Linked DNA regions of Homo sapiens: region 1 is linked to region 2. Evidence: chromatin contacts called from ENCODE Hi-C or POLR2A ChIA-PET data. All regions are on one chromosome and are shown on one strand. The core of a region is the stretch at or near the end of the contact, and the rest is flanking DNA. Distances in the headings are between cores, read along the strand shown.

Region 1 (5,386 bases), core at 452-2,951, 63 kb after region 2:
GAACAGTGATTCAACTTGAATGTGTACTGCTGAAAATTTCAAAGGACATTTTAATAAAGGAAGGAAGAAACAAAGGATGGAGAGAAAGAAAAAATGTAAATATAGTCACGTGTCGCTCAGAGACAGGAATACATTCCGAGAAACACATCTTAAGGCAACTTCTATGTGGGAACATCATAGAGCATCCTTGCACGAACACAGATGGTAGAGCCGACTACATCCCTGAGCTCCATGGTCCAGCCTTTTGCTCCTAGGCTACAAACCTGTGCAGCACGTGACTGTCCTGAATGTTGCAGGCAGTTGTCACACGATGGTAAGTATTTGTGCATCTAAACATAGCTAAACATAGAAATCATGCAGTAAAAATACAGTATAAAGATAAAAAATGGGCCGGGCACAGTGGCTCATGCCTGTAAATCCCAGCACTTTGGGAGGCTGAGGCTGGCGGATCGCTGGAGGTCGGGAGTTTGAGACCAGCCTGACCAACATGGTGAAACCCCGTCTCTACTAAAAATACAAAAATTAGCTAGGCATAGTGGTGCACACCTGTAATCCCAGCTACTCGGGAGGCTGAGACAGGAGAATTGCTTGAACTCGGGAGGCAGAGGTTGCAGTGAGCCAAGATCGCACTATTGCACTCCAGCTCTGGGCTACAGAGTGAGACTCCATCTCAAAAAAATAAAAAATAAAAAACCAAGATACAAAATGGTAGACCTGTCTAGGGCACTCACCATGAGTGGAGCTTGCAGGACTGGGAGTTGCTCTGGGTGAGTCAGTGAGTGAGTAGTGAGTGAATGTGAAGAACTAGGACATTACCGTACACAACTACAGACTTTACGGATACACTTAGGCTACACTAAATGCATTTGAAAAATAAAGTAACTGTGCTATGACGTCACTAGGCAGTAGGAATTTTTCAGCTCCATTACAATCTTATGGGACCACAGTGGTCTATATCGTCCGTTGTTGACCCAAACATCGTGAAGCCAAGCATAACATGGCTGTATTAGGAAACACTCAGATTCTGCTCCGGGAAGACAACGAAGCTGTGGGCAAGTGCCCACCCCTCTATCAATATCAGCATCTCGGAGCACCACGCTCTCAGAGCCAGTGGCCCGCATCCCCCGCTCCACCCACAGATCCACTCCCTCTGCAGCAGCTGCAGCAGGGGACCCCCAGCCCGGAGCGACCCCGGCACCGCCCAGCCAGAAGGGGAGAGGGGAGACTGACCATGACGATCTCCAGCACTTCATTCTTGCTGATGGTCCCGTTACCGTCCACGTCGTAGAGGGAGAAGGCCCACTCCAGCTTCTGGTTGGTCTTGCCCGCGGTGGTCATGTGCAGGGCGATGACGTACTCCTTGAAGTCCAGGGTGCCGTCGAGGTTGGAATCGAAGCTGCGGAACACATGCTGGGCGTAGGCCTTGGGGTCGGTGTCGGGGAAGAACTTGGCGTAGATGCTCTGGAACTGCTGCTGGGTGATGCGGCCGGTGGGACAGTCCTTCAGGAAGGACTGGTACCAGGAGCACAGCTCCTCCTCCGAGAACTTGGTGTTCAGCTGCAGCTCCTCCAGGATCTCCTTGGACAGGGCCCCACTTTTGCTGTTCCCCATGAGTGAGGAAGAGTGGGCAGCGGCTGGGGAGTCGCTGGGTGGGTGGGACGTGCGTGGTCCCCTGGCCGCAGGCTGGGCTCAAGGCTGGTGTGAGCTGAAGACCGAGATGCTGGTGGCTTAGGAGGATTTGCGACCAGTTCTTCGCAATCCTTGAAGGGAGGAGGGGCCCAGGAGCTTTGTGGAGGGCGGGAGCGGTGGGGGGGGGTGCTCCCAGAACCCTAGTGAGATTAAAATAAAGAGCCCAGGGCAGGCAGGCAATTCATCTCGGCCTCCCGGGACGATACTAGAACAGGACAGGAGGTTGGAACCCTCAGAGCTGGGGCCTCCGGCACCCCCAGCCCCAGCCCTCTAACAGCAGCCATGTTCCCTGTTTCTCTTCCTCACTAACTCTGAGCATCTCGGGGCGGGGCTGGCATCTCATATCAAGCCCTAGAATGCAATGGTTAGGAGCACAGACTCTGGGGCCAGCATGGGTTCAAGTCCCAGCTTGGCTACTTAACTAGCTGTGTGGCCCCAGGCTTGTTTCTTCACCTCTTTCCACCTGGGACACTCTTCTAAACCTTCACTGCAGTCATGTCTCTGCTTAAATGTCACCTGCTCAGCCAGGCCTATACTGACCCTCTATCTATAATAGCACAACCCCCACCATCATCGGCACGCTGCATGTCCCCTCACCGGAATGAAAGCTCCGTGAAGGATGGGATTTTGTCTGTGTTGTTCCCGGATGCATTTCCATTGCCAGAACCTGATAGGCTTGGGCCCCCAGCAAGTCTTTCTTGAATAAATGGGCATCATAGCATCTACCACACTGTCATTGTGAGGCTGATGTGAGTCAATATGTCTGACACACTTAGAAACTGGCACATGGCTAATGCTAAACACTCGTTTTGTTATTGTCCATCAGTCACAGGGAGTGAAGGTGAACTGCCTGAAGGGACCAGCAGGGGGCAGCCAGGCCTGTGTCACCTCGGGAAGGGGCTGCCAGAGAACGTGGTCACATGGGATGGTGAGATTTTTGGGTTTTTTTAAATTATTCAAGAGAAATCCAAAAATCAGAATTTTTCTTGCAATTTCCACACTTTTCAACTTTGGCAATTAATTCAAAATTTTAATGGTGGCTCACGTCTGTAATCCCAGCACTTTGGGAGACTGAGTGGGGAGATTACAAGGTTAGGAGTTCGAGACCAGCCTGGCCAACATGGTGAAACCCTGTCTCTACTAAAAATACAAAAAATTAGCCGGGCATGGTGGCAGGTGACTGTAATCCCAGCTACTTGGGAGGCTGAGGCTGGAGAATCGCTTGAACCCGGGAGGCAGAGGTTGCAGTGAGCCGAGATTGCACCATTGCACTCCAGCCTGGGTGACAAGTGTGAGACTCCATCTCAAAAAAACAAAACAAAAACAAAAACAAAAACAAAACAAAACATGGTGTGGGCCAAACACAATCTATCTGTGGGTCCATGGCAGGCTGCAGGGTGTCCGTCTGCAGTGGACTTGGAGTGAGCAGGCAAGAAAACGTGTTTGCTGAGTGAATGGATAAATAACTGAGTGGTCAGAGACGGAGCTGTGCAAAGGCAGGCTTCGCGTCTGTGCAGCTCAGCGGGGAGTATCAAGCACGAGGAAGCAACCTAGTGAGGACGCTGCACACCTGGATTCTTGTCACCCAGAAGGAAGGGAGGGTGGGCGTGCACTTTCCTTAGCGGAGCGCAGTGCTCGAGGGGACACACTCAGAACCCCAGCCTTGCCACCGTGGATGGAGAGTTGTCTCTTTTTGCCCTGGGGTGAGAATGATGAAGAATAAACCCCACGGTCTCCAGGCAGGTAAACTGGTTTTTTTTTAGACGGAGTCTCCCTCTGTCACTTAGGCTGGGCACGATCTTGGCTCACTGCAACCTCCGCCTCCTGGTTTCAAGCAATTCTCCTGTCTCAGTCCCCTGAGAAGCTGGGACTACAGGTGTCTGCCACCACGCCCAGCTAATTTTTTTTTGGTATTTTTAGTAGAGTCGAGGTTTCACCATATTGGTCAGGCTGGTCTCGTAAACTCCTGACCTCAGGTGATCCGCCCGCCTTGCATCTCAAAGTGTAAAGTGGGGATTTTAGCCTACTTACTAACAGGCTAGTGGCAGCAGAAGGTAGGTCCCTGCTGCTGGGAGAAAGCCACCTGCCAGGCCCACCTCATGTCACTCTGGAAGGACCGAGAGGTTCAGGCACCAAGGGGCAGACTCATCCCTCCCAGCCGCTCTGCCCAGTACAGTTTCAGAGATTTCTCAGGAAACCTGCATATTGGGGTGTGTGTGTGAACTTTCTAATTTTTTTCCATCACTTTGTGAGTTTTTTTTTTTTTGTTTGTTTGTTTTTTTTGTTTTTTTTTTTTTAAGACAGAGCCTCATTCTGCGCCCAGGCTGGAGTGCAATGGCACGATCTCGGCTCACTGCAACCTCTGCCTCCCAGGTTCAAGCGATTTTCCTGCCTCAGCCTCCCAAGTAGCTGGGATTACAGGCGCTCACCACCATGCCCAGCTAATTTTTGTGTTTTTAGCAGAGATGGGATTTCACCTTGTTGGTCAGGCCGGTCTCGATCCCCTGACCTCATGATCTGCCTGCTTTGGCCTCCCCAAGTGCTGGGATTACAGGCATGAGCCACTGCGCCCAGTGAGAATATTACTTCTGAATAGGAGTCCTTCCTCTCCTAGGCTTTCACCATCCTGTAGCGTGCATTTATTCTCAAGAGCAGTTAGAAACAGGACAGTCACTAGCCTTGAAAACAAACGGGAGCCCAAGCCACACCCTGGAATCGCATTCATTCCAGAGCTTCCTTGCAGCCCTGGGGATGGAGGGAGAGTGAGGTCAGAGGCCTCGGCCCCTTGCTCTGAGCCACTAGTAGGGGGCGACTGGAAGTGCCTCCTGGATCGCACCCCTGTCCACATCAAGCCTGCAGCAGATGAGGCGAAGCCAGTGTTACAAGTGAGAAGTGGGGCCTCCTAAAGGCATGTCACCAGCCTGGGGTCACATGGTTGCTAAATGGCAATGCCAGAAGGAAGGAAAGTCCAGGTCTGCCAGCCTGTCCATTTAGGCTTCCTTTGTCTACGTCACAGGAGGCCTGAGCCTAGAGGACAAGTAGGTGAGGAGGTGGGGTTACCATGTCAATGAAAGAGGCCCTGGGCGAGGCAGAAGGCAGCCAGAGCCCTCCAGTCTTTGCTGTCCTCTCCAGGCACAAGGAGGAAGGAGCTGGACCCAGGTCGGAAGCAGCCTGGTACAGTCCACATTCTCCAGGTTGCTGTGCCCAGGAGGGGCCCCAGGGGACCGCAGGCAGCTGTGTTGATGCTGAGAGTGAGGGGTCATGACCTGGAGGTTTGTTTGAAAACCTGCATAAACATCTTCTATCAGAGGGAGAGCTTATGCTCCTTAGCCAAACAAGTTGTTGGAGATGATGTATTGTGAGTCGATTTGTTAAGTCTGAGCTGGGGCCATAAACTCTCCCAAAACCCAAAGACTGCTCTAGAGGAGAAGGCTTCATCTCCAGGCAGAGGATCCCAGTTTTGGTCTCGCTCTCCTCGCTGGACTGAAAGATGCTTCCCAGAAGCTGGCCCTGTCCCCTCAAGCAGGAGCTCCATCTTGGCCATTAGCTGGGACCCAGACGCCACCCCTTCCCCATTGCTCGACCTTGCCTGCTATGAGCTGAAGGCCAAGACGACCCTCCTGCCCTCTGGCCTGGAGCCAGCACCTGCAGAGAAGTCCGCATTGAGAGGGAAAAGGGGGTATGGAGAAGGTGGCGG
Region 2 (5,096 bases), core at 160-2,659:
GCTCACTGCAACCTCTGCCTCCCAGGTTCAAGCAATTCTCCTGCCTCAGCCTCCCTAGTAGCTGGGACTACAGGAGCTCGCTACCATGCCTAGCTAATTTTTTTTTTTTTTTTGTATTTTTAGTAGAGACAGGGTTTCACCATGTTGGCCAGGCTGGTCTCGAACTCCTGACCTCAGGTGATCCACCCACCTCGACCTCCCAAAGTGCTGGGGTTACAGGCGTGAGCCACCACGCCTGGCCTGTGTGGCTGATATTTTATTCAGCTTGCTCTGACTGCTGGGTTGCCCACAGATGTGAGGGGCAGGACTGTCAGAGGAGTCCCATCTCCCGGTGGGAGGTGATGGTTCCACAGGATGGAAGCAGGAGGTGAAAGTGGCAGTCAGATTCTGGGTACAGATGAAGGCAGGGATGACAGATTAGCTAGAGGACCTGAGGAAGGCTATGAGAGACAGAAGGGGAGGGTGACTCTGAAGTTTAGGGCCGGGGGATTGGAAGGACGGGTTTGCCATCCACTGAGGTGGTAAAATAGGTGGGTGGAGCAGATTTTGAAAAGAAGAAAAAGGGTGTGGTTTGGAGTGTGTTGTTTGAGATGTCAATTAGACACCCTACCTAGCAAAGCTGTCAGGGGAGTAGGGGGCTATACCCTTTGGTTGTCCATTCATTGAATTCAGCATATAGTTACTGTTGGCCCATGATATGCAGGGCCAGGACTAGGAAGGACCAACAGATTTCGACTTCTCGTTTGCAAGCTCAGCCTCTAATCCTCCAGGTGGAGGACCTTCTGGGAGAGTCTCCTGGGATAGATGTGACTGAGTCACAATGGCAGTCTGTATGCGCAGAGGGATTTTTCTCATCATTTTCACATACACTTTCATTTAATCCTTTCCCAAATCATGGAGAGTTGGTACCAATTATTATCCCCAGTTCCTGATGAAAACAGAGGAAGGCTTAGAGGTTAGGAGAGCTAGGCCCAGGACACACTCATGCATGGATGGCGCATCCGGCTTCAGCCCCAGTCTGTCAGCCACGTGCCCACCACTTTCTCTTCTGCATGGCATGAGCCTCAGGAAGAGATGCCCCACCTAGCAAGCATCAGGAGCCCAGATTGGCATCTCCCAGCTGGGCTGAACCTTGGAGGGCTTATAACATCACTGAGTCACCAGAGGCTGTTCTAACTCCAGAGACTTTGGGTAAACACAGCAGACATTAGCAGACCATGGTGTGTTACAAAATTGAGAAGCTTCCATGTTTTCCTTTCCATCCCAAATAAACAGTGAGGATGTTAATGAGCCCCCAAAAGGGGAAATGAAAATCCCTTCTCCCTGGGATTTTCCACAGCTCTGTGGCATGCTCAGGGGAACGGGCTGTGTGTTCTGACCTTTCCTCCAGAGCTTTGTTTACTTTCAGAGAGCTCAGGAAGGGCCTACAGACACTGCTTGGCTCAGGGGACTTGGCAGACGATAGAGAACGCCACGGATATTTGGCAGGATGACTCCGAATGCTCCGAGAACCACAGCTTCAAGCAAAACGTGAGTTTGCTCAGCTCAGTGAGGAGGCATCCAGGGTCCAAACCACCCTCCTTCGGGACACCCCAGTGGCCTGCTGGCTCCAGGGGCCACACAAAGAGGCTTCTCCAGCGCCTCTCCCCGGGGAAGCTAAGGAAGGTCCCGCAAAGCAGCAACCCTTGTGGCGGCCATGGAATTTCTTCCACTACTAGGCTGACATGCAAAATCCTAAGAGAAGTCAGTCTTCCAGGATTGATCCTGGCATTTGTGCTTGCTGTTCCCCGTGCCTGGAGCACCTGTCCCAGCTCCCCTGTGGCTGGCTCCTTCTCACCATCCAGGGTTCAGTCCAAATATCTCCTTCAAAGAGAGATCTTCCAGGGTCACCTAATCCAGAGAGTGCCCTCTATGGTTGCCACATCCCCCCGACCCACCACCCACCACCCCCCACTTCGACTCCTTTATGGCACCTGCCCCTCCCTGAAATTCTCACTGTTGCTTATTTGTTATCTAGCCCTCTCATCAGAATGTAGATCCACTGGTGACAGGGGACTTGTGTGCCTCGAGGGAGTGGCATAGCACAGGGTCTAGGGTCAGGCAGCCCTATTTCCATTCCAAATAGTAAGAATGTTAATAAGCCCCCAAAAGGGGAAACGAAACGTCCCTTATCCTTGGGATTTTCCACAGCTCTGTGGCATGCTCAGAGGAACAGTCTGTGTATTCATATCCAGACTCTGCTCTTCCCGGCTGTGAACCTGGTGCAAGTTACCTCATCTTCTTGGGCCTCTGCTTCCTCATTCATGCCACAGGGATCATATTTGCTACATGTGACGTTGTGAGGATTTAGTCATCAGACATCAGTTTCTTAGGAGAAAACCTGGTACACGGTCAGCATGGTCTATGCAGGCACTCCTGCCCTATCCCCAGGGTCTACCACAGTAACTGGTCCGCAAGTCCCCATGGCTTCCCAGGAAAGGTTTTTTGGATGAACAAACAAATCCATGCTTCAGACTTCTCTCCACATGTGTTCTTTCCAGAATCCTTCTGCACCATACTTTCTCGTTGGACTCTTGCTCTTCTCCCTGAGGACCTCCTGTTTGTCCAACATCTGCTCACTTTCCTTCAAAGTGCAATGCAAGAGGCTGCACAAAGCGGAGGAACAGGTGTTTGGGGATCAGACAGATATCTACGGCCACACCTTGGTTTCTTTCATTCCGATGGTCAGGCCACAAACAGTAATGAAGCATATACGATGGGTTAGGTTTTTGCACCAGGCACTGGGAATAAACAGGGGATAGCACGTGGATACTGCCTCCAGGGAGCTCAGAGTCTTGTGATCTTGTGAGGCATAGGGACAGTGTGATCGTTGCTGGGAGGGAAGTGTCAGATGCCCAGGGTCATGGAGGATGGGGAAACTGATGCAGACAGGGGACCAGGAAGGCTGCTCAAGCCTAGCCCTGCAGGGTGAGAAGGAGATGGCCATAGTAAGAGAGAGAGCAAAAGGGAGAAACACACCTAGGGTCAAAGAGCTCACGGGGCTCTGGGGCCACCTTGAGTGCTGCTGGGCAGGTGAGGTAGGGCCTGAGGAGGACACAGGTGGAGGTAGAGGCCTCGGGAGAGGTAGGTGGTGAAGGCCTCCTGTGCCCGGTGAAGGACTTAGGACTTTGTATATTGAAGTAGGAGAGGGACATAACTAACTTATGTGTTGACAGATTTGTCCTGGCAGATTGGAGAGGAGTGAACTTGTCAACACATGAGTTAGTTATGGAGATCGGAGACTGGGGCCATGCTGGAGGCAGAAGGCAGGGACAACAGGCAGGAACCGTGGCAGCAACTCAGGCCGGATAGGAAGAGAGCGCCCAGGGGTGGAAGAAGAGGGAGGGTGGACTCATAGGTTTACCGAGGAGCAAAACGGTAGGACCTGGCTGGTGCTGGAGGCTGTGAGAGGGTAGAGCCAAGGACAACAAGATCGCAGGCTTCTGGCTTGGACCCTTGAGGAGACTTAAAAATGCCCCTCCCTGAGAAGGATACAGGGAGAGGCCTTGCCCTTTGGATTCTCAATATTTTACTACCTAATTCTTTTTTTTTTTTTTTTTTTTTTTTTTTTTTTTTTTTTTGTGAGGCAGAGTCTCGCTCTGTCACCTAGGCTGGAGTGCAATGGCATGATCTTGGCTCACTGCAACCTCTGCCTCCCGGGTTCAAGCAATTCTCCTGCCTCAGCCTCCCAAGTACCTGGGACTACAGGTGCGTGCCACCACGCCCGTCTAATTTTTATATCTTTAGTAGAGACGGGGTTTCACCATGTTGTCCAGGCTGGTCTCGAACTCCTGACCTCAGGTGATCCACCCGCCTTGGCCTCCCAAAGTGCTGGGATTACAGGCATGGGCCACCGTGCCTGGTCCTTTCTACCTAATTCTGTGCCCTAATTTGAACCTGCAAAACACCCCCACTCTCCGCCACTCCCAAGTTGTGGCTTTTTTTTTTTTTGAGATAGAGTCTGTCTCTGTTCCCCAGGGTGGAGTGCAGTGACGCGATCATGGCCCACCACAGCCTCCACCTTCCAGGCTCAAGTGATCCTCCCACCTCAGCCTCCTGAGTAGCTGGGACTACAGGTGCACACCACCACATCTGGTATTTTTTGTAGAGACAGGGTTTCACCATATTGCCCAGGCTGAATTGTGGCTTTATTTCATGATTTAGTTGGAATTCTTTAGCTCTCTAAAGTCATTTAAATATTATCCCATTAAATGTTAAAGATATTCTATACAATAAAGTCTGGGGACAGGGGAAGGCAAGGAGTTCAGTTTTAGAAACACTATTCTTGTCACGGGAGCCACCTAGCCTCTCTGCAGGCATCGTAAGATGGGGTTGAAAATACCCGCTTTGCAGGCTTAGTTGTGAGGCTTCAGAGGGCAATGAATGTGGAGTGATTCATCCACCTCCTGGCACACAATAGGCATTTGATAGTTGTGATTATTGCGTTTCTTTTCTTTTCAGACTATCTTCCCTGGACCCTACAAACACTTCTCTCCCTCCCTGGCCTCTCTGGTTCAGTCCTAGGGCTGTGATCATAGTTCACTTGTCATTGTGAGTTTTTTGGTGTCTGTGATGGTAGCTTTTCTGCATTGGCTATTTGGTTGGATTTATGTGTGTGTGTGCGTGTGTGTGTGTGTGTGTGTGTGTGTAATATTTCATTTGACTTTCAAAAGCCAAAAACCTAGCTTTTTGTTAAGTTATTAAGGTCAATGCTATTTCATATAGTTTTTTATTCTATTTATAAATCTAGTAAGTTAGTCTACTTTCGTAGAGGTCTCTGATTAATTTTTGTTGACACAAACAAGTTATTTACATATCCTTTTACATTTTAAGCTGCGCTATTACATTTGATATGCTTTAGACATTTAAACTATGTTAAATAATTGTTATAATAAGAAAATCTTTCTTATTTTAAAATAATTCTAGTTCATCGAATACATCAACTTTATATGTTGAGTCTTAAATTTTCCTAAATATGTCAATACTGTTTTCATCACGGTTTCAACTTAAAGTTGAAAATCAAGTACGCTTTGATGTATTTCATATTGGAAGCTTAA

The links. A loop is a pair of places that touch in the nucleus more often than their neighbours do. ChIA-PET counts read pairs that join two places held with the same protein, here RNA polymerase II (POLR2A). Pooled maps may share reads with other maps.
Region 1: a map of IMR-90 shows a loop between it and region 2 (2.8-fold over the local background). The contact joins the promoter of RCVRN here to the enhancer-like site in region 2. A Hi-C loop is called at or near these places in 2 of 168 maps with a recorded cell type or tissue (GM12878 and IMR-90) and 2 of 50 pooled maps. POLR2A ChIA-PET finds 5 or more read pairs at or near these places in 1 of 52 experiments (Caco-2).

Annotation. Positions count from the first base shown.
Region 1 is chr17:9,903,570-9,908,955 of GRCh38, forward strand. RCVRN (recoverin) reads right to left here and starts at 1,702. Exons shown (of 3, transcript NM_002903.3): 1 at 1,231-1,702. The coding sequence starts at 1,611.
Region 2 is chr17:9,841,087-9,846,182 of GRCh38, forward strand. GLP2R (glucagon like peptide 2 receptor) reads left to right here. Exons shown (of 13, transcript NM_004246.3): 4 at 1,409-1,530. Among named protein-coding and RNA genes, the nearest start is that of GLP2R, 18 kb to the left of the region's middle. Within about 2 kb of position 1,410, at least 17 of the 41 ENCODE cell types and tissues checked have a DNase peak (open chromatin) inside an H3K27ac peak, as active enhancers do.